Regions from separate parts of the Mus musculus genome. Here region 1 is linked to region 2. Evidence: chromatin loops called from intact Hi-C (ENCODE). Cell type or tissue: left cerebral cortex. All regions are shown on one strand. Links, peaks and the distances in the headings refer to the core of each region. The heading gives the core; the rest is flanking DNA.

Evidence for each region. Peaks named below come from ENCODE experiments on the same cell type or tissue, not always from the same donor. Only the 100,000 strongest peaks of a DNase experiment are listed, where the experiment ranks them.
Region 1: a loop joins it to region 2, with 4 times the contacts of the local background. A loop is called at or near these places in 11 of 42 quality-filtered maps.

What each region holds. Positions count from the first base shown.
Region 1 is chr6:25,760,672-25,771,974 of GRCm38, reverse strand. Pot1a (protection of telomeres 1A) reads left to right here. Exons shown (of 18, transcript NM_133931.5): 8 at 301-456; 9 at 7,551-7,723. Among named protein-coding and RNA genes, the nearest start is that of Pot1a, 43 kb to the left of the region's middle. In left cerebral cortex, for the core only: CTCF peaks have their summits at 4,730 (motif pointing right) and 5,475; DNase peaks (open chromatin) are centred at 4,729 and 5,498.
Region 2 is chr6:25,015,148-25,026,450 of GRCm38, reverse strand. No RefSeq gene overlaps it. Among named protein-coding and RNA genes, the nearest start is that of Gm38777, 12 kb to the left of the region's middle. In left cerebral cortex, for the core only: a CTCF peak has its summit at 6,238 (motif pointing left); a DNase peak (open chromatin) is centred at 6,237.

The DNA of each region.
Region 1 (11,303 bases), core at 3,461-5,960, 750 kb before region 2:
GAGATAAAGAGAGGGAGAGGAGAGTAGGGGGAGCAGGGGTGTGGTATTGGAGAACAGAACCAAAGCCCACAGCTAGTTAATATTTTATTTGGTATCATACAGTGACTTTTTCGTTTTTGTATCTGCACATTTTTCTGCTTATCACCAGTAGTTCATAATTACCCCTCTTACAGTCACAGATGGCTATACACGGTTTTAAGGTACTGGATACTCAACAACATACAGCGATTCATTTTACGCTTGCCTCACTCACTGCCTTTGGATAAAGAGCACTAAGCTTTGCTTTACTTTCCACGGCAGGTATGGGATGGAACCCAGACTGTGCTTCCCTCCTGGAGAGTCTCCACACAAGATCTAACTTTTGAAGGTGACTTGAGTCACATCGAACGGCTACAGAGTCTGGTGGTAGACATTCTAGTCTACGATAACCACGTTCAAGTGGCGAGATCCATCGAGGTGATGTTAAGTAGACAGATGCTTATTATTTTGTTTTTATATCCTTTTTAGTTTTGTATATGTCTGTCAGTAATATTTGGTGTATAGAAATTAACTTCAGATTTATTTATCTTCAAGATTTAACTTATAAAATGAATATCTAAATTAAATTTAAAAACTTTGAATATGATACACACACATTTTAAAATTTTTTTACTTGTGGATATAATTGCATGATTAACTCTTCTCTTCTCCTTCCAACCGCTTTCATGTACTCCCTATTCCTTGCTGCCTTTAAAATTACATGGCCTTTTCTGCTTTGTGTGTGTGTGTGTGTGTGTGTGTGTATTTTCTAAATATAAAAACAGTATCTGTTCCATCCTTATAAATGTTTCTTGCATATATGTTTTCAGAGTTGCCTTTTGGTATTTGTCTTAGGGTTTCTGTTGCTGGGAAGAACACAGTGACCATGGCAACTCTTACAAAGTAAAACATCTCATTGGGAGTGGGTTTAAGGTTCAGAGGTTTAGCCTATTATCAATATGGCAGAAAGCATGGGGGCTCTGAAGGGGCTTGGAAGGAGCCAAGATTTCTGTGTCTGGATCAGCAGGCAGCAAGAAGAGTGAGCCTCTAGGCCTGGCTTCTGAAACCTCCCTCCAGTGACACCCTTCCTCCCCACAAGGTCACTCCTACTCCAACAAGGCTACACCTCCTAATAGTGCCACGCCCTATGGGCCTATATGGGCTTTTTTCATTCAAACAGCAATATTTCACTCCCAGGCCCCCATAGGCTTATAGTCATATCATAATGCAGAAGTGCATTCAATCCAGCGTTAAAAGACCCCATAGTCTATCACACTCTCAACCCCATTTAAAGTTCAGAGTGTCTTCTGAGACTCATGGAAGGCTAAACAATTAATCATCTATAAATTCAAAAGCAAAAAGGAAATTATATACTTCCAACATACTATGGCACGGAATAGATATTACCAACACAGAAGAAAGAGAACATAATGAAGAAATACTATACCAAAGCAAGACTGAAAACAAACTCTGAACTTTATTCCTTGTCTGATGTCAAAGCACTCTTCAAATCTCCAGCTCCTTTCAGCTTTGTTGATTGCAGCCACTTTACTCTCCTAGGTGTCTTTGACTCCCTGTTGGCTACCCTCCTTATCAGGTATCACTGCTCTGGTATCTTCAGCATCTGGTGGTCTCCAAGACAGTCCAGACTTCACTTTCAAAGTTTCACACAGTAGCCTTGTATGCCTCTGTGCAGGGACACCTGTGGTGTATGCCTGTCTCAGCAGCTTTCCTGAGCTATAGAGAGGATATGTCACAACTCCAGTCTTCTTTCCTGGTCTAAAGCTGCCAGGAGCTGCTGCTTGCTGGGACTGAAACATGGCTCCCTCACTGCATTGTATCTTCAGCAGTTTTCTGTTTTATGATTTCCTCCACTGCCTAAGCGTGGCTGTCATGGAGCTCACTTGGTAGACCAGATTCTGCCTTGCAAGTGCTGGGATCGAAGGTGTGCATTACTGTGCCTGGCCATAAGCTTTTCTTTAATCCTTTTAGTTAGTTGATAGCTCTTCCATTTAGCCTTATGCAGATTTTTTTTAGACAAGAGCAGAAAGTAGTCACATTCTTCACCAAAATATCAGAAGAATGATCTCTAGGCCCTATATGAATATTATCCTCCCCTGGGCTGGGTCCCCACAGTTCAAATCACCTACACCACCCCGTCTTCCATGTTCCTGCTAGTATTGCCTGTTAAGCTACACTTAAAGCATTTTACCACTTTCCTAACCCAAAGTTCCAAAGTCTACATTCCTGGAAATAAAATCATGGTTTGCCTTATCACAACAATCCCTTAGTCCCCGGTACCAACATCTGTCTTACAGAGTTTCTGTTGCTGTGAAGAGACAATATGGCTATGTCAAATCTTATAAAGGAAAATATTTCATTGGAGTTGGCTTACAAGTTCAGAGAATTAATTCATTATTATCATGGAAGAAAGCATGTTGCTACACAGGCAGGCATATGTTGGAGAAGTCGCTGAGAGTTCTATGTCGGGAGCATCAGGTAGCAGGAAGAGAGTATGAGCCACTGGACTGACTATAGCTTCTAAAACCTCAAAGCCACCCATAGTGACACATTTCCTTTAAGAAGGCCATAACTATTCCAGCAATACCACACCTCCTAAATAGTGCCACTCCCTATGGGACTATATGGATCATTTTCATTCAAACCAGCACAGTATTAGATAACCAGTGGATGCCTTCTTCCCTGTGGAAGACTGTTTCTCCTGCTATCCGAATTCCTTGGTTGTCTGTAGATCTTCCTCTGACTTTCAGACCTTGTCAACTTACTTTTTCCATGTTAGCATGCCTATTGATATCATCCTGGTTGAGACCATACTTTGCAAGCCTTGCTGGCATGACTTTATGGGTTTTTAGACAAGAGCAGAAAGTAGTCACATTCTTCACCAATATTGCTAGGAAACACAATCTCATAGCAACCTTCCTGTGTCTCTGGCACTTATGTCTTCATACCCTGGTTTTGAAATGGTGCCTGAGCTTCAGGTTTTAACCATTAGAAAGCCATCTCTAAAGCAGTATGCATCTCCAACATAATAATAATGACAAATTATTTTATTTAAGTGGGTAGCATCTGGACAACATGTATATGTAAATCTGCTAATACTATTTTTTCATTTGTAATGTCCACTTGTAATTTGCTTAGAGGACTAGAAGCAATGGGAATATGTGAATTTTCATCATTCCTTAATTTGTATGAAGCAAAATATTTTGTATTGTTAAAGTTTTCAAGTTATTTTAGGAAACAAAATTTCACATTCAATAAAGGAAATATCTTCAGGCCACATATTTTGTTTAGAAGCTCCTTGAATTCTTTTTTGCTCATCTGTTTTTCCAAAAATAGATTTTGAGTTATTGATAGCTGCCGGAGCAAAGTCTGATTATCTGAAAGCAGAGTCTGCAGCATCTGCTCTGGGTCCTGCCAGGTTCCAGACAGCCAGGAAGAAGTCTCTATTCCTGCATGGTTGTGGGGAAGTACACACTGCGGTCCCAGTCATCACAGGTCCCTGTGTCCAGCAGACATTGGACATTGACCTCACAGGTCTGTCCCAGTGAAGTCAAGAAGCTCTGTGATAGGCACATGACTAAGGTTCTAACTCCAGTTCCAGCTCTCTAACTTCATTTCTTAAAACGTTCTGAATTGTTTTGATAGAGTGTAGACATGGACTATGTCTTAAGTATTATACCACCTCTAGCATACACAGTTAATTTGAATGTTTCGTATATTGTATAGACCTTTCTTACTGTCCATAGAAATTTGGCACTTTTTCGTAAAAATTTATATTCATAAATGGTAGAGAATACTTTTTGTTAATTTTTACCTATATATTTTTAAATTCTCCTGTAGTAGATAACACTATCGTGAATGACAATATGCAGAGTGGCTTGGATATTGTCTCAAGAGAGAAGAGCTGCTGGCTTCATTCCATTTTATGTGACAAAGTAAGGCATTCACAAGATCAAGCCGCAGTGTCTTTTTCCAGGGTTAGTAAACATTGAAAGGAAATGATCTTAGCTGTAGATCATTTCAATCTATCCATAAAACAAGGAGAAAACACAGAAATAAAACCGTATGCGTGCAGCCCAGTGCTGCTGTTGCCTTTTGTTAAACAAATGTGCTAGAGCAGAAAACCCTGGCACTCTCATACTGCGTTACAGAGTGTCTTTAGCTCACTCAGATCAGTAAACAGCGTGAAGGGCAGGGCCAGGGCTTGTGACTGTGTCGTCTTATCTTTTAGACACGAGTATGTGCGTGCAGGCACCCCTGGACTTGGGAAAAATACTTTTGAAGATAGACTTTTGAATTTTTCTCTGAAGATTCTGTCTACACAGATTGACTCTCTTTGGAAACAGTGATAACCATCGGTCTCAATTTGAAAGTTTTCATGATACGCAGGAAGGGTTGGTTCTTTAGTGAGGAGAGAGGGTGTGCACTTTTACTCAGCGCCATTGTCTGCTTTGATCTTTGGATCATTTGAAATCACTTCGCTTTCCCTGTGCTCCTGCCTTAGCTCCACATGTTCCTCTGCCTGCCCCGCTTGCTTCTCTTCCTTAAATCTCAACTGGCTCATTGCAAAGGCTCTCCGGGGAGGGCAGGGAGGATTAAAGACCATCTGCTGGTTAAGCAGTCCAACAGTATTGTAAATGGGTTTTTAGTCATGATGTCGTATCCTCTGCATGTATCCTCTGCATGGTCCACTAGAGGGTGATGTGAGCATGCATAAGTAAGGAAATTGATGGCTCGTCTTTTCTCTCACGGACATCATCGCACTGTAGCCTTTGCAGGGCTGTATCAGGATGCAAAGGCTTCTCTGGGTGTGATATAACTATGTAATCTTCCTTGGGACAAGTTTTATTCATTTTCTCACAAGTCAATCAGAAGTCTTCAGTCATGTGTCATTGATGTGGATACCTTATTGTCGGCATCTCAAGACAGATGTTCACAGCAGCATGCATGGGATAATTTCATAACTTGTATCGGAGCAGGAAAAGTGCTTTTAATAATGACTTTGTTAGGAAGCATGATATCGACCTCCATAAACAGTGCGCTCTTACCATGCTACAATTCTTACAACAGCATAAAACATATGTAGTCATATCACACTTTGTCATTTAGTGGCCTATTAATTATAGTTAGCTATAGGAGAAAATAAAACCATTGCACTGTACCTACTTTTTCAGCAAAAATTGGAGGATACTCTTTTATACTGGCATTGTGATTTCTTTCTAGTTATATATTGTAGGTGCTTATCTACTTATTAAATAAACCTTTGTTCCAGAGTAGGCTACACCTTTATGTTTTTTATTGTAATTCTTTAGCTTGTAAATTCGGGGAAAATGTTGTAACAAGATTAAACAATTTTTTAACATAATAGATCATCCGACACATTTCATAATCTTTAGTCAAGCTATAGAACGATCCAGTGCTGCCTCCAGAAGGCGTTTGTAATAATAACAGTTTGTCGTGCTGACTCTTGGGATCTGTTTAGAGAAGTAGGCGCAGTCTGTACATGTTGAATGCCGCTGCAGTGTAGTGAGGAAGACGGAATAAGTAGCACACTGCCCATTCCCATTCTCTCCTGAAGAGTTTGCCACAGTCGTTCCCCATAGAGCTGCACGTGTGACCTTCTTAAGCCCCTGCTGAGCTCAGTCTCTGTAGTTCAGGTTCCCTGTCTTTCTCTAGCAAGTAGCTGTGCTCAGTGTCCTCCTTAGAGTGTTCATTCTACTTCCGCCTTGCCCCACGTCCTGCTCTTCGGAATGATCGTGGCTTTTATCTTCCATACACATTTTTGGAATATGTAGATGTCGGATGTCATGGAAGACCCCGAAGTATCCGGCTGAAACTCCTTTAAGTTTAAATTTTAATATCAATGAAATTGTGTTTCAGATAGCTTAGCAAATGTAGATCATTTCCCTGTGTCTCAGCTTTTATTCTAGTCCTTTGAAGGTTATCAACATCTGTGCTATAATAATGCTGTACTAATAAATAAATAAAAAGACAGATGTGATAAACATTCTAAAACACTTGCAAAGTAGCCATTTTAATATCTATTATTCTAGTATCTCACTTTAGAGTCCACAGAAAAGTACATATTTCTCTTGAGTTTTTACAAATTTTCCCCAAACCTCTGATTTGCCTTTTCCACGTCTGATGTAGAAGAAGCAGGTAAAGGCATGTGGGGAAGGTAGGCGGGATCCCTCCTCCTGCCTACCCTCTTCAGAACATCCACCAGGACGGAGAAGAAACGACTGTGGAGGGGAAAGAGTCGTGCTGGGAGTGTGGCTGCTTCTTGCTCACTTCCTCTCTCCTGCCTTTGCTCCAATAGTTCTAAAGATTAACAAGGAGGGTTAGAGTGCAATCCTCACTCACTTGCTTACCCTTCTCTTTCTCTCTCCTTTCCCCTCCCTACCTCCCTCTCTCCCGCAACCCCATTTCGACCCCACCCTTTGATGCTTGTTTTCTAATGTTGTCACAACTGTACTGAGTTTGTGGGGAAAAGGAGATAGATGACTTCTCATCACATACTCAGGAATACTGTTTATATGCAAAGAAATTGAATTTCCTCTTATTCATTCCTTTTTGCTCATAAGACTACATAAAAATATATGCAGTTTATATTTTGTAGTTAGTTTGTCCCTTTGGGTAGATGTGAATGTCTTGGTTTTATTTATTTTATTAAAATGGGGTTGCCTGGGCTGTGTTTGAAAATGCAGGCACAAATTGCCTTTCCCCCATAGCTGATACTAGAAGCAATACAACAGCACTTGGTCTTATTAGTGTCTTTGAATACCCTAATATGTTTTCTTATTTGAATTCTTCATTGAGAAAAATCTTCAGTTCTCTAGTTAAAGAGGATTTGACTAAATTTAGAAAAATAGCTGACAATGACGAAGACTAGTTAGTTCAAAATTCCATATTTGAGTTCACATAATGTGTTTTACACGGTTGTGATAAACATACAACTGCTTACCAAAATTTGACTTTCTATAGAATTTGTGCTTTATGGAAAAGCATATGGTGGCACAGACATACATATAATACCAGCAGTCAGAGGGCTCACGAGCATTTCTCTGCCTAGCAGGAAAACTAACTTGTGAAATTAAGTCTATTATGTTATTTTGATGAAACTACATGATTAATCTTTTTTTCTAATGTGTCATAGTAAGGGCATTTTATGTCACATTTTTAATATTATTTCAGACTAGTTCAAACAAGTTCTTTTCCAAATATTATCAAATAGAATTTCATTTTAATCTTAACTACCTTCACTATATTTTACTGGGGGACCTCTGAAATGGGCCTGCTTATGTTGTGTAATATGTACAGGCTTCATATCCACGTAGCTGATATTAGTCACAGTGCAGTCCTGCATCCAGTGTTGTCTCTGCTTGGACAGGTCCCTGGTTGTTATGTCCTTGGTTATTGCCTCCTGTTGATTGTGAAATTTTCAAATGTCAGAAATTGTTTAATTAATCCCTTTTATTCTAAAATGAGATTTCTAAATGATCTTTTTGTAGGTTGGATGCTTTCTAAGACTCTATAGCCTCCATACAAAACTTCAGCCTGGAAATTCAGAAACCAGCAGTTCTGAATCATTAAGGCTGGAGTTCCATCTCCACGGAGGGACCAGTTATGGTCGGGGCATTAGGGTTTTGCCAGATACAAGCCCTTGTGTGGATCAGCTGAAAAAGTGAGTATTTTATATCCCTTTTTGAAAAACATAACTTAGATCTTTATTAGGTTACTTTGCAAGCCTGTTCCTCAGGTTGGGTAAGGCCTTGTTTGCTTGTTTTTCCTCATTGTCTTGCTGAAAAAATCAAAGCCACACTTTCACCTGTTAGGCAGATTATACCACGGAACTATATTCCTATCTCTACCTCTGTTGTCTTTAAGTGTTTTCATACAATATATTTTGATCATATTCTTTTCCCTAACTACTCCCGTATTTGTCCCCACATTCCTGTCTACCCAACTTCATGTTCTCGTTTTCTCTCTCTCTGTCTCTCTCTCTCTCTGTCTGTCTCTCTCTCTCTCTTTATCTCTAGAAAAAAGGACAAATCAAAACATATAAAATAAATAGAAAGTTAACAATGCAAAAAAAATAACAAAACATACACTGCACAAAACAACAGCAGCAACAAAACAAAGTCTGTTGTGCTAGGCTCTGAACAATATAGGACCTGTCCTAGAGCTGTTGATATACCATGGGAAACTCCATCGGTGAAAACTGATTTTCCCTTTTCTATCAGGTATAGTTAAAATTAACTTCTTGGTTAGGGAAGGGCTTTCTGTCCACTTCCCCTTTTCAGAGCTGGGACTTACTCTGCTTTGAACCTGTGTATGTCATGTGCATGCTATGACAGTCTCTGTGAGTGCATGTGAGTATCAGTCCTTTTGTGTCTGAAAGAAGCCTTTCTTTAGAATCATCACCACCTCTTGATTTTGCTATCTTTCTGTCTTCTCTCCTGCACTAATCCCTGAGGCTGTAAAGAAACAGTGTGATAAAGGACATCCTATTTAAGCATGAGTGCTCTAAAGACTCTCACCTCCTTGCATCTTCTCCACTTACAGATCACTTCATTGACTAACATCAAGTGCAAGAAGCAGCTTCTCTGAGGAGGCTGAGTGATGCTCAGTCGTAAGCTTAGTTTTTAGAAGTGGTTAGCTACCCTCTAACATCTGAGCCTCTATTGATCTGGGTTGTATTGTAGGAGGGTTTCTGTTGTAGGTTGTACAGTTTGTAACTGGGGGAAACTGATTTTAATTCTGACCCTGATTATTTCTTTTCCACATCCTCTTTTGTTTTTCTAGAGCTTTCAAGTATGTCTGTATATTACTTATATTAAATTTATTCAGTTTTTTTTTTATATAGGCAGTTAGTGCTATAAACTTGGCTCTTAGAACTGCTTTCATTATGTTCTATAACTTTAAATATGTTGTGTTTTCATTTTCATACAATCATAAAATGTTTTTAATTTTCTTACCTATTTTGAGCTTGACTCATCAGTAGTTAGTTGTTCAGTTTCATCCATTATCGGCATAGTGGGAAGGATGGCAGCATCCAGGCAGATATAGGCTAGAGAAGGACCTGAGTGTTCTACATCTTGATCCAAAGCCAGCCTGAGGGACCCTGTCATCTGCAAGTAGACAGGAGAGGCTCTCTTTCCACCCAGGGCTGATGTTGAGCAGTAGGAGACCTCAAATCCTACCTACATAGTGACACACATCCTCCAAAAATGACCACAACTATTCCAACAAGGCCACCCCTAATAGTGCCACTTCTCATGGGTGAAGCTTATTTCAACCACCACATTCCACTCCTTGCTACTTATTAAAACACATTACTCTATGGGGACCATACCTAGCCATAGCATAATGTACAATACATTTAGTCCAACTTGAAAAGACTCCATAGTATATAATAGTCTCAACAATGTTAAAAGTCCAAAGTTCAAAGTCTCTTCTGAGATTAATGCAATCTCTTAACTGAAATCCCCTATACTTCGAAATCACATACCTCCAAAATACCATGGCACAGGAAATAGGTTACCATTCTAAAAGGTCATAATGAGCAAATACTGAACCAAAGCAAGACCAAAAACCAGCTGGGAAAACTCCAAACTTTATCTCCATGTCTGGTGTCCAACTCTTTTCAGCTTTGCTGACTACAACACACTGTTTCCTCCTGGACTGGTTCCTCTCCCTATTAGTATCTTCCTCAGCAGGTTTCCTAAGGCTCTGGCATCTCTAACATCTTGAGTATCCAAGGCAGCTTCCACTTCTCAGCTTCTTGTTCTAATGTCTGGGATCCACACATGATCTTCTGGGCTCCTCCAAAGAGCTTGGGTCACTTCTCCATCTCTACCCTCTGTAGCACTCTAGGCTGACTATAATCCACTGACTGCTGTTATTCATGGTCATCTCATGGTATGGGCATCTCCCATACACTGGGGTCTTCTGCTGCAAGTGGGCTGCACTTTCACCAATATCCTCTTATAGGTTCTCTTCATGGTGCTAAGCCTCAACATCTTTGCATGGCCCCTTCAATCAGTCCTGGTCCATCAATTGCAACTGAAGCTGCACCTTCATTTTTCTTAGCTTCTAATAGTGCTAAGCCTCAGCTACCCTCTGTGACCCCCACATACCTTCAAAACCAGTACCACCTTGGTAATTTTTACACATTAGCCAGTCCAAATGCAGCATGAGGTACAACTTTGGTTATCTATGGAACACAGCTTCTTTGTGCTCTCAGAAAACACTTCCCAGAAGATTCCACCTCAGTGATGCTGGTGTCTTTTTAATCACTGCTAGTTTCTTCGCTTCAGCTAACCAGCATCAATTGTCCCAGTAACCCCTTCCACTCTTGACTCTAAAGCCAAAGCCACGTGGCCAAAGCTGCCAAGTTCTGCTGCTTGCTGGGGCTGGAAAATGCCATCCCACCCCCCACCCCCATTCTATTATCTCATCACCAGATTGCTGTTTTTCAACTCCTTCAATTGCCTAAGCTTGGCTGCCCCAGAAGTAGCTCTGTAGACTGAGATTGAACTCAGCTCTGCCTGCCTCTGCCTCCTGAATGCTGGGATTAAAGGCGTGCGCCACCATGCCTGGACCTAAGCTTTTCTGTATCTGTAACTTGCTCTGTACCAGGCTGGCCTTGAACTCAGAGATCTGCTTGCATCTTTCTCCTGGGATTAAAGGCATGTACCGCCAGGCCTGGACTTAAGCTTTTCATGGCCACTGTGCCTCAAGAAGCCCTTGGCGTCCAGCTTCAAAGTCTGGATCACTCATGTGCCCTCCATTTTCAGATTGTTGTTTGTTCCAGATATAGTCAAGTTGACAACTGAGAATACCCATCATAATCCGTTCCTTACCAGTTTTACATAAAATCATATCTATATCCTTATATCCAAATGAAAATAATAATCGGGTCATAAAAGGGATAATTGCCTATCCCTTGTTCAACTGCAAACACATAAATGATAAACTCAACTGGGTGGGATCTTTCCCCAAGGTCACCACTCCTTTAATTCCATTTGATATCCATGAACTCAGGATTTAGCTCCATTTTTCTTCCTTGTGCCCCTTTAATACTTGAACCATACATTTTGTTTTTCCTTTCTAAGCTTGCTATGCTTGATCAAATTGCTATTCGTAAGAATATACCAGAGAACAAAGTCTCTGCTGGGGTTTTTTGAGACTTGCTTTGTCAATGCAATTAATCTGAATCTCTTTACCTTATACTCAAGTACACTCTTTGGACAAGGGCAAAA
Region 2 (11,303 bases), core at 4,846-7,345:
TCATTGTGACCGGCGAGGACATTGTATGGATTATGGCTCTTCACCTCAAAATGTCCATCTGAGGAACTTTCACACTTAAAAACACTGAGCCTTCTAGCTTCGGCTGTTTCAATCCCTCTACTTTCATGACACTGCTGTAAGCTTAGTATAAGCTAATGAGTGTTTTGCTTAATGTGATTGAGCAATCACACATTGCCCTCTGAAGGATTTCACGATAGTATTTCAATATTTTTAACTTGTCATCCAAGTTCTACCTAGGTGTTCATTCTAGTTCTACCTAGGTGTTCAAAACAAAAAAAAAAGCATGCTAGATTGACATTTATAGATATGTAATTTGAATGAATGCTGAAATAGCCAATGGCCAAGAATCCAAAACTTAGACCTTTGCACACATGGAATGAAAGAGCAATGTCAAGATAGTAAATGTACACACTGGTCCAAAGTCAGAAAAATATGAAATTCTACCATAAAGAGTTTAAAACCTAGGATTCTGAAATCAATCTTTAGTCAGAGCAGTAATGACTGAGCACTGAAGGAGAGAAGAAATAAATACCCTAGGTGTTCACTCACCAATAGGACTACTGCACATACAGAGAGGTTGATGGAAGCTTGCATCACGGATACATAGAACCACCATTTCAAAAACACCTAACACTCAGCCCTCATTATAATTGCCTTTATAACTAAAGAGGAAGCTGACTACTAAGTATTAGTTATAGAGTGTGGTGTCTATAAATAGTCCATATGAATATGGCTAAACTGGTAGAGTTTGTATAGCACACAGGATGCCCTGGGTCCCATCGCCACCACCTCATAGACTTAGTTTGTCAGTGTAGACTTGCCTTCTCAGTGCTTGGGAGATGGTGGCAGAAGGGTCATGGAATCGAGGACATCCTTGACTACATAGTGAGTTCAAAGGCAGCCTGGGCTATAGGAAACACTGCTTAAAAAATAACCAAATTATCAAAATTGATTTCATAACTTCTGGTTATATTAAAAGCAACAGGCCTGATAATTCAAGAAAATACTATCCAACATAAAAATGAACACTTTTGTCTGTCAGATTTTTCAAAAGTATTTTCTCACCAAATATACCTACTTTTGTTGTTTTTTGAAGTAGTTTGTAGTGGCCAAGCCATTGCATGCATTTGAGATGTAACATTAATATTTAAAACGTTAACTGGATGTCTGTGTCTGAAAATAATCCTTGTCAGAGTTAAATTGGATCCTTTTAATTACATTTTTTTTCTGAATTGGGACACTTCAAACAACTTCAATTGAAAATAGCCTTTGAAACACTATAATAAATAGAGACTTTTGAAATGACACTTAAAACATTTATTTTCTGTCCATAAATAAAGAATCATGCTTTTAAGATATTTATTTATAGCCTCATAAATCATTGATTTTACTTGAACACTTTTGGGTTTGTCTCTGTGTGAAATTTACCAAGTTCATTAGGTTTCTTTCTGAACATATACATTCTATATCCCTAACTTGCTAACTTTATTAATCAAAACGCATGTTCCAAAAATTTACTTGTATTTCATGTGCTATAACTTTTATATTGTGTAAGCTGGAGTATCCTAAAACTAAATTCAAATTTTATCACAGTTCCATAATTTTAAGAGGCAATACATTACATTATGTCATGCAGATGCGTTAATGTTTGAACATCTTAACTTCTTTCTTTCGGGAAGTATATGGTGCTAATGATCAAACTAAGCATTGTTTGTGCCAGGTAAAGCTTTACCACTGACCATTTAAGCCATTTTCTACCAACTTTTCAATTGAAATAATTTTGTACTTATTTTTTTTAAAGAAGGGGACGATGAAAAATTTATTTAAAGCTTCCTTCATTTCCACCAGTAGACAGATTACTAAAATATACAAAACCTGCACAAGATCAAGGCAGACAAAATTGCTGCACAGATGGGGTAGATGATATCTAGGCCCCACTTCATTCTGAGTGGCTACTAGCCTATCAGTGGGTAGTTACTGGGAGGGAAAATCATTCTTTTTTATTATTATTATTACATATTTTCCATTATGTACATTTTAAATGTTATCCCCTTTCCTAGTTTCCGCTCTGAAATCCCCTATCCCCTTCCTCCCCTCTCCCTGCTCCCCATCCCATCCTCTCACATTCCTGGCCCTGGCATTCCCCTATACTGGGACATAGAACTGCGGGAAGCAGGTGCGGCCGCATGGGTCAAGATGGCGCCCTGCCCATTGCCAGGCCCCGTGAAACCCACATGTTTACTGCCTTGCTCAAACATGCGCAGTGAAACTGCATGCGTAAACTGCCTGCCAAGTTAGATTATTCCTCCTGATCAGGATCTGTCAGCCTATCTGTGACCGACCTGAACTCGTGTGATTCTGATTGGATGAGGTGGTGTGGAACGAGATGAGGTCAGTTGCCACTACTGTATAAATATAGCCCTTGCCCTAAGTGAAAAAAGCTGTAAGTAAAAAAGCCCCAAGTAAAGAGGACGATGCGGAAGATGCGGAAGATGCGGAAGCTGCGTGAACCCATCTTGGTGTCCTTGTCGTTCTTGTCTCTGTGAGTTGGAGACTGAGGCATAGAACCTTCATAGGACCTAGGGCCTCTCCTCCTATTGATGACCAACTAGGCCATCTAGAGCCACAAGTCCCACCATGTGTTGTTTTTTTTTTTGTTTGTTTTGTTTTGTTTTGTTTTGTTTTGTTTTGTTTTATTGGTGGTTTAGACCCAAGGAGCTCCGGGGTTATTGGTTAGTTTATATTGTTGTTTCTCTTATGGGGCTGCAAACCCTTTCAGCTCCTTGGGTACTTTCTCTAGCTCCTTCATTGGGGACCCTGTGCTCCGTCCAATGGATGACTGTGAGTATCCACTTCAGTATTAATCAGGCATTGGTAGAGCCAATGTCAGGCTCCTCTCAGCAAGCTCTTGTTAGCATCTGCCACAGGGTCTGTTTGGTGGTTGTTTATGGGATGGATCCCCAAGTGGGGCGGTCTCTGGATGGTCGTTCCTTCATTCTCTGTTCTGAACTTTGTCTCTATAACTCCTACCATAGGTATTTTGTTCCTCCTTCTAAGAAGGATTCTGAGCTTCTAGGCTAATATCCACTTATCAGTGAGTGCATATCAAGTTTACACTATCAGGCATTAATTCCTTCATGTGGAGCAGGCCTTAAATCTGGTCAAAAGTGATTGGATACTGCCAAAAAAGTTATGACACTATTACCTCACTGGCAGCTTTCCTGATTAGTTGATCATGGTCCGGTGGATAAGACCTATCTGATTTTTCTCTGCTACTGAGCTCAGTAGCACCTTTCGGCATGATGAAAACTAATGAACACAGAGGGAGCTTGTGCTCAGTTCCTACTTGATTTCTGTTTTATAACAGAAGTGTGTGATGTCTTCAGAAATAGTTGACTTACCATCTACTTAAGATGCCACTTTTGTCTTATAAGAGACTTGTGTATTGCTATGTCTATCTTTGTACTTTCTTTCCAAGTCTTACTCTTCTCATGTGTTACTTACTCTACCCCATGGTCTTAGACTAAAATGACTTCTTGTTAATTTGGGTGACAAATGATGATGCATAAAAGCATACATACAGGTAACTTTATAAGGACTGAATGGGTTATATTTAGGAATATATATGCATATATAAATATGGATGCAATAACAATTAGTAAAAAAAGGAGGTTATGAGTCTGAAAGAGAGTGGGGAAGGGTATATGGGAGGGTTTGGAGGGAAGAAAGAAAGGGGAAAATGCTATAATTATATCATGGTCTTCAAAATAAATTTTTTTAAAAAATCAAATAAATTCATGATTGTGTCTAATATGGAGCTCTTTCAAATATACCTTGAGAGCCAAGGCATACTAGAAATTTGTGGATGGGTTCCAAAATTAATTGAACCTTTAAATTATGTATGAAACTCTTTGTAATTCTGTGTATATATATTTTAATTTTTATTTTGTCTTGTTTTCTGCCACAGAACATTAGTTTGCCTCTTCATACTCATCTATACATAAACTTCACAGTGTGTAAGAAGCTATAAAAAGAAGCAGGAAAGAGATGATGTAAAATAAATTCTTTCATTGCTTTTTTTTTCAAAAATTACATACACTAAAGTTAGATAAAGAATCACAGAAGTCACCTGAAATCTAATTTAAGCACAAGTTTGATAGGAATGAGCATGACAGATCTCCAGAGCATTCTTTTTTGTATAAAGATGTCATAAGTATATCCTTTTCTGTCTGTAAATAGAGAAGAGACTCCAGTTATAGTGGTCTAAGTTATAAAACACAATTGTTATATTTTAAGTTATAATTACTTATTTGTTTGTATATCTGTGCACGGGAGTGGAGGATGAGTCTGTCCCTTTGCACCTAAGGAGGTCAGAGTACAATTTCTATGAATCATTTCCCTCCTTCTTCATATGGGTTCCACCATGCTTGATGGCGAACACCTTTACCAGCTGAGCCTTTATACTGGGTCAACTATGTTATCTTTTTTCTACTTTTAACAGTTCCCATGTTTAGAAATTGACATTCCCAATAATGGCAACGAAAGCAAATTGTAAGTCCGTGAAGAAATTTCCTCTTTTCTTGAATTGTGTATTTTATTGATTATTATTGTTATATGGTGTACTGGCAAGTTTTGTGACAACTTGACATACCTTGAGTTATCACAGAGAAAGGAGCTTCAGTTGGGGAAATGCCTCCATGAGATCCAGCTGTAAGGCATTTTCTCAATTAGTGATCAAGGGGGAAAGGCCCCTTGTGGGTGGGACCATCTCTGGGCTGGTAGCCTTGGTTCTATAAGAGAGCAGGCTGAGCAAGCCAGGGGAAGCAAGCCAGTAAAGAACATCCCTCCATGGCCTCTGCATCAACTCCTGCTTCCTGACCTGAGTTCCAGTCCTGACCTCCTTGGTGATAAACAGCAGTATGGAATTGTAAGGTGAATAAACCCTTTCCTCCCCAACTTGCTTCTTGGTCATGATGTTTGTGCAGGAATAGAAACCCTGACTAAGACATATGGGCACTTCTATTGTGAACCTGTTGTTTGTATTTGAATATTGAATATTGAGTGTTGAGTATTGAATAGCAAGTGTGGAGCTAACTTTTGGGTTCTCTTTTCCACCTAGGAGTCCTGGGCATTATAAATCATCACATTTGAGCAGTAAGTGATTTGACCAGCTGAGTCAACTCACAAGATTATTTTGCTTCCAGCTCCTCCCTTTCATCTTCCTCTCCCTCAACTCTACTCCAGCTATACTCACAGATTGCTCCTCCCCTTTCCTCCACCTCCTCCTTTCTGTTTGTGACAATTTCCTGCAACTTTAAGGAACCTCAAAGACAATGACACATTGAATTGGATGACTTCTCGACCATGAAACTCTCTGTTCCCATTCACCCACAAGTTGTGATCTGTATTCCCTGCTAGCATCCCTGCTTGCTCTCCTATTGATCCTCGCCGGTTGTTCTGAGTAGGGAGGGCACAGGTGCCTTAAAGTTCTCCCCAGTGATCCTTAGAGTCAGCCAAAATTGATAAAGGAAGCCCAGAAAAACTATCGATGAACTAGTTTGAGGAAAGGGGTCTATAACTTAACCTACCAGAGGACACTCCGTCTGTGCTTATTAAGAGAGAAGCTTGGATTGACAGCCCACTGTAACCTATTCACTCCACATTTTTTGTTTGGCAAGCACAAAAATACTTGGGTTTACTTAGCTTGGTTTTGTCATTCTGAGGAAAAAGGATTAGCCTGTACCACCCATTATTCAAGGGAAGTGAAAGGACTGCAGTATCTGATCATCTTTAGTAACACAGCTTGCCTATTTATTCTGCAGATAACTCATGATGAGTGCTCACTGAGTCGTGTTGTAAAGCATATGCTTCCCATCACCTCTCCAACTTGCTTCACCCTCTCTGATAATGTTATTCAGTTCTAGAGGAGTGATTATCAAGAGATTTAAACTAAAATTCTCCCTCTCCTCTCACACCAGAAAACTTCTTGCCCCACCCTAACTTTTCTTTCTACTACAGACTTCTTTTCCAACACCTACTTCATCTGAAAAACAACAGAGTCATCTAGTAAAGTCTTAATAACTCAGAAGCCTATCAAGAATGGCAGAACACATAACAGCTTACCCCTATTAAAGCATCTGTGTAAGAAAACATAGTTGTGTGAAATATTCCTCAGTATTAAAAACTAACAGCAAAAGTACACTCTGAGCGCCATCTCCTGGACAGAGCTTTGACTACATATAAATGGCTAAATGCCCAGCACAGTGCTGAGTTCTTATCTGTAATTATCTTAGTTAGTATATTTGTTTTTAATGTTCCCACACCTGGGCAAGAGCTGATTCTAAGCTGTATAGACCTTAGAAATTACTAAATTTAAAGGAATGACAATCAGAAATACACAGATATGGTATAGAATAGAGATAACATATGAAATTATACAAAGGTCTCACAGAGCAGCAACGCGGGCGTAATAAAATTAGTAAGAGGGATGGAAAGGGTTAAATTGTGGGTTTTGTTTTTACATGTCAAGCTTGAGTTGCCTCTACGATATCTTTAAAGAGTAATGAAGTATGTATCTGGGTACCTAAGTTTAATGCTCATGAAGATGTGACAGAGAGGCAGATATCGGTGTGTGGTCATGAAAGTACTGGCTCACACGGGACAACTTAGAGTGTAAGAGAGAAGAAGTAGAGACTCAGCATAGTGACCTGACTACTGGCCAGACTGGCCATCAACGTCTTTGTCCGTATATGTGGCTATAACACAATACCAGGTGTACTAAGTTGACTATAGACTATCTGCCATAGGTTCATGTGTCAGAACACTGGGTCTTCAGATGGAGGTGCTAGTTAGTAGGCCATGAAAACTTTATGAAATGCACCCTTGTTGGTGGTTGGTCCCTGGGTGGGGTTTTGAGTCTTAATATCATGATCCAATGTACTTGTCCATTTGTTTTCCTGACAGTAGCAGCAATGTGACAATGTGCCTTGTGTCCCTGCTACCATGCCTCCTTCACTGTAATGAACTATATCCTTTTAATAACTCTAGTAAAAACTTAATTTCTTACAGTTTGGGGGGCTAGAAGTCCAAACCAGGGGCCCACAAGTTTGATATCTAATAAAGACCTATCTCTGCTTTCAAACTGGCTCTTGTGTGCATTCTTAAAACAGAAAGACTATTGTGTTCTTGTGTGGTAAAAGGCAAATAAGAGGGATTGGGGGCAGAGTAGACATGTCCCTTCCAGCTTTTCATAAGACACTATTCAACTCTCGAATGGCTCCATCCACCATGGGGATTACGTTTTAGCAGATGATTTGTGGGAACCTCCAGACCACAGCCATCAGTAGAAGATAGGCAATGTAATGAATACAGTCTTTTGGAGACAAATCATTCACTTACATATAGTTAAGTGCCTTCTTCTAACAGTGCTAACATTCGTGTCACTGTATATGATTATACTAAAACTTGTTTTGTATATAATTTTGTTACATTAAATAGCTACTAGAATATCTGCTAAGTTATAAATGGTCTTCTTGTCAAACTTCCAAACACATTCAAACTGTATTTTCCAGGCAGGTAAAACTTGATGACATGGAGAAGTTTAGTTTAAAATGGTTCCCTATCATTGTGCCCACTGTAAAGATGAAAGTTCTCTAGGTCAGCCACACTTTGTAAAGGCACTAAACTATTTGACGTTGCCTGGGTAGAAGTTTATGACTACGGAGAGAGGAAAAATGGTGGTGGAGACAAAATTACCTTGGACTCTCTTAAGCCTTTTGGAAAATAGTTATTTTTGATCTTTGTATTTGAACTAACTTCCCCCAAATGTTTGGTAAGACTTTCCAGTGTACTGTTAAGCCTAACAGATATCTACCCTCTCCAGAGCCAAGAGTTCCATGGGGATAACATACAGTATGATAGGGCAGATCTGGCTTTGCTGTGACCTGCTGACCTAACATGGACAATGCATTTAAATGAATTTATTCATGCCTTTCACTTTTGTTTTGCTCACAAAATGTGATTATACTCATTTACAGGGTGGAGCAAAGCACTCAGAATAAGAGATCATTTTTCCCTAAGCCATGGTCATTCATAATTGACTCAGAATAAACGCTTTTCTTATTTCCTTTAAATCTGAATTTCTATTCTGAGTTAACATTCTCCCAATCATTTCTGTTCCTAAACACAAGTATCACCCAGGTAAGCTTTGCACTCCTTAGGCTTGCAGGCTAGGGGAGGAGACATTGAGATGTCCCATGGTTCAACCTCTCACTGAGGTTCTCAAAGTTCTTCTCGGTCACCTTCTCTACTGCAGACAGCTTTCTAATTGTGTAGAGAGCATCACATGACTTACAATGATTTGCTCTCTGTCCCCGTTTTCCTGGAAAGATTTAGAATGTCTTACTGCCTTTACTTTTAGCTTCTAAATTCCTTTTTGGTTGTTCTAGTTTTCAATGAGCCTTCAAGGTATTAACTCTAATCATAACATTTCAAAGTGTGCTAATGCCTTTGTAATCTTAAGTGTTTATTTCAGTAGAAAACATCCTTTCTATTTTCCTTCTCCTGTGAACTAACTGAATCTTTTCACTGAGACTGCCACATCCTCTCATTGAATTTCAGGTCACTCACTGTTCCTTCTTCTTAATTCTACAGTGTAATAAAAGAACCAAACTCTGAAAAACTCTGCCCTACTCCCAGTGGCACTCCTTCAGTAGCACTGAAACTTAATCAACTCAGATAAACTTGTGTTCAAAAGTATAGCCATAAGGAGCCTGGAGACGCTAAATAACCAGCACATTCTTTAGGACCAGTGCCTTTCTCATTTCCTCTCTCAGTGCACTGGAAAATGTCTAATGAAGCTGAGATGATGAGTTATACATCCTCTTTAATCAACTGGAATGTTTTAGTATATTGGATATGTATAATCTTTAAATTTCTTTTTTATTTTTGAAATTATAATTACAACACTTCTCCCTTCTCTTGCATCCCTCTGAACCCTTCCACATAACCCTCCTAACTCTCATTCAAATGGACAGCCTCATTTCTTACTAATTGTTATTGCACACACATATATGTTTATATACCTATATATTCACACATCTAATCTGTTCAGTATGTATAATGTTAAATGGGTGTATATTTTTAGGGCTGACCACTTGACATTGATCAACAAGTTGGTGTGTTCTTCTCTGAGGAAGACCACATCTGCTACTCCCAGTACTCCTCAGTTCTTTATATGTAGAGTTGAGGGACTTTTAAATCTACTTTGATATGCTCATTTGTGTCATCCATGTTTAGCTCACACTGGTCAAATGTGTTGGAGAAACTTTATGAGTATAGCTTGTGATATTACTAGAAGACACACTCTCACAGAAAACTCCTTGATGCTCTGACTCATACAGTCTTTCTTGCACACTTCTGTAATGTTCTCTAAGCCCTAGCTTCAAAAAGGTTTTGTAAATGTAACCCATTGGGACTGTGCTCCACAACCCTCCATTTTGCTTGGTAATGGAGGGCAGTAGCGGGATATAAGTAATCTGATCAGGGAAATGGGAATTGGAGGTTCTTTATGGAGGGGATGGAGGTAAATATAGAAGAAGGAGAGAGGAAGGTAGAATAAACAATGAGGATGCCTGAAAAGCCACAGGGATCTCACTATAGGAACTACGTTACAACTTATAAAACACATAATTCCACGTATAAATATACATATTTCATTTTAATGAATTGTTCTAGTCTGGGCACATGGTGCTTCCTCCAAAGGCCAAAGACCACCACAAAAAAAAAAAAGTTAGGTTCGTCTTTGAATTGTTGGCCATTGAATACTTTTGTTCATCAATTAGAAGACACATCACTTCTCTCCATCTGTACAAATAGCACTGCCAGCTGCCAAATCTCCAGTCTAAGATCCTAACTGTGACTTTTTCTAGCATCTTCCATATGTTCTCTTCCTATAGATCTCTACAAGTTTTTCAGATCACTTTTGAGTCAATTACATAATTAATTCATTTTTATCACTTGAGGATCCGAATTTCCTTGCTAAGTTAAGGCTAAATGTTTAATGTATACTCATACCATATGAAAAAACAGAGAATGATATATGAATATAATGTGAGAAATATTTAAAAAAGCAGAACAGAAACAAAAAGAATTTAATAACTATAAGAAAAAGAGATTGTGTTGAAATTCCCTAGTATACAGTATACTAATATGTTTTTTGTTTTCTATTATCACTTTTTGGTGAAAACAAAAATTATAGCTTTTAATACAAGAATAAGTAAACATTTTATATATATATATATATATATATATATATATATATATATATATATATATAGAGAGAGAGAGAGAGAGAGAGAGAGAGAGAGAGGGGGGGGGGGGCTATGGCAATGTATGCCCTTGATCCCAGCACTTGGGAAACACAGGCAGGCCAATCCCTACAAAATTGAGTCCAGACTGGTCTACAGAGCAATTTCCAAGACAACAAAGGGTACACAGCAGAAACCATGTCTCAAAACAACAATAACAACAACAACATCCAAACAACAATAACAACAATATCAAAAATAGAACATTGAAGTCACATTAAACTCATTATTGTTAATAGCTTCAAGACTATATTTTAATCATAAAGCATGTATATTTTAAAGTTTTGTAACATGTCTCTGAAAATAATTTTCAATTATGTTGATCCTAGTGAAGTAGAAAGTACAGATGGCTCCAGCTCCTTGGGAGGCCAAGGCAGGAGGGTTACTTGAAGCCAGAATATTGAGACTAACAACATGGACATAAATACTAGTCAACTTTGAATTAGAATATCAGAAATTGAAAGCTAGTTCTATCAATTTTCATAAAACAGCACTAAGTATTTCCTCAGATGTATTTAGATATTTAGGGAAGGCTCTTATTATATACATGAGAACATGGTACAAGCATTACTTCATACTAGGAGCATATGACATAACCCTTATAGCTGATGGCTTAAATGGCCTGATTCCATCATGCTGCAACTAAAGGAACATAACCAACCAACCAACAGGTTATCCAGTCTCACTGTGACTAAAGTCGAGTCCAAATCAAACTGTAATTCCTGCCTCACATACATTTCCCTAACATCCTTCTGATACACCTTCACCTCTTCTAGCAATAAGCCAGGCCCTTCCTCTGACTGCAATTAGCTGGAGGAAGTCTTATCCTTCAATTTTTCTCAGGCTGTCACTACTCAACTCTTCCATGCTATGATCCTGTTGTCTTTCCCACAGAAGTTGCTAAAGTCTCTGTCT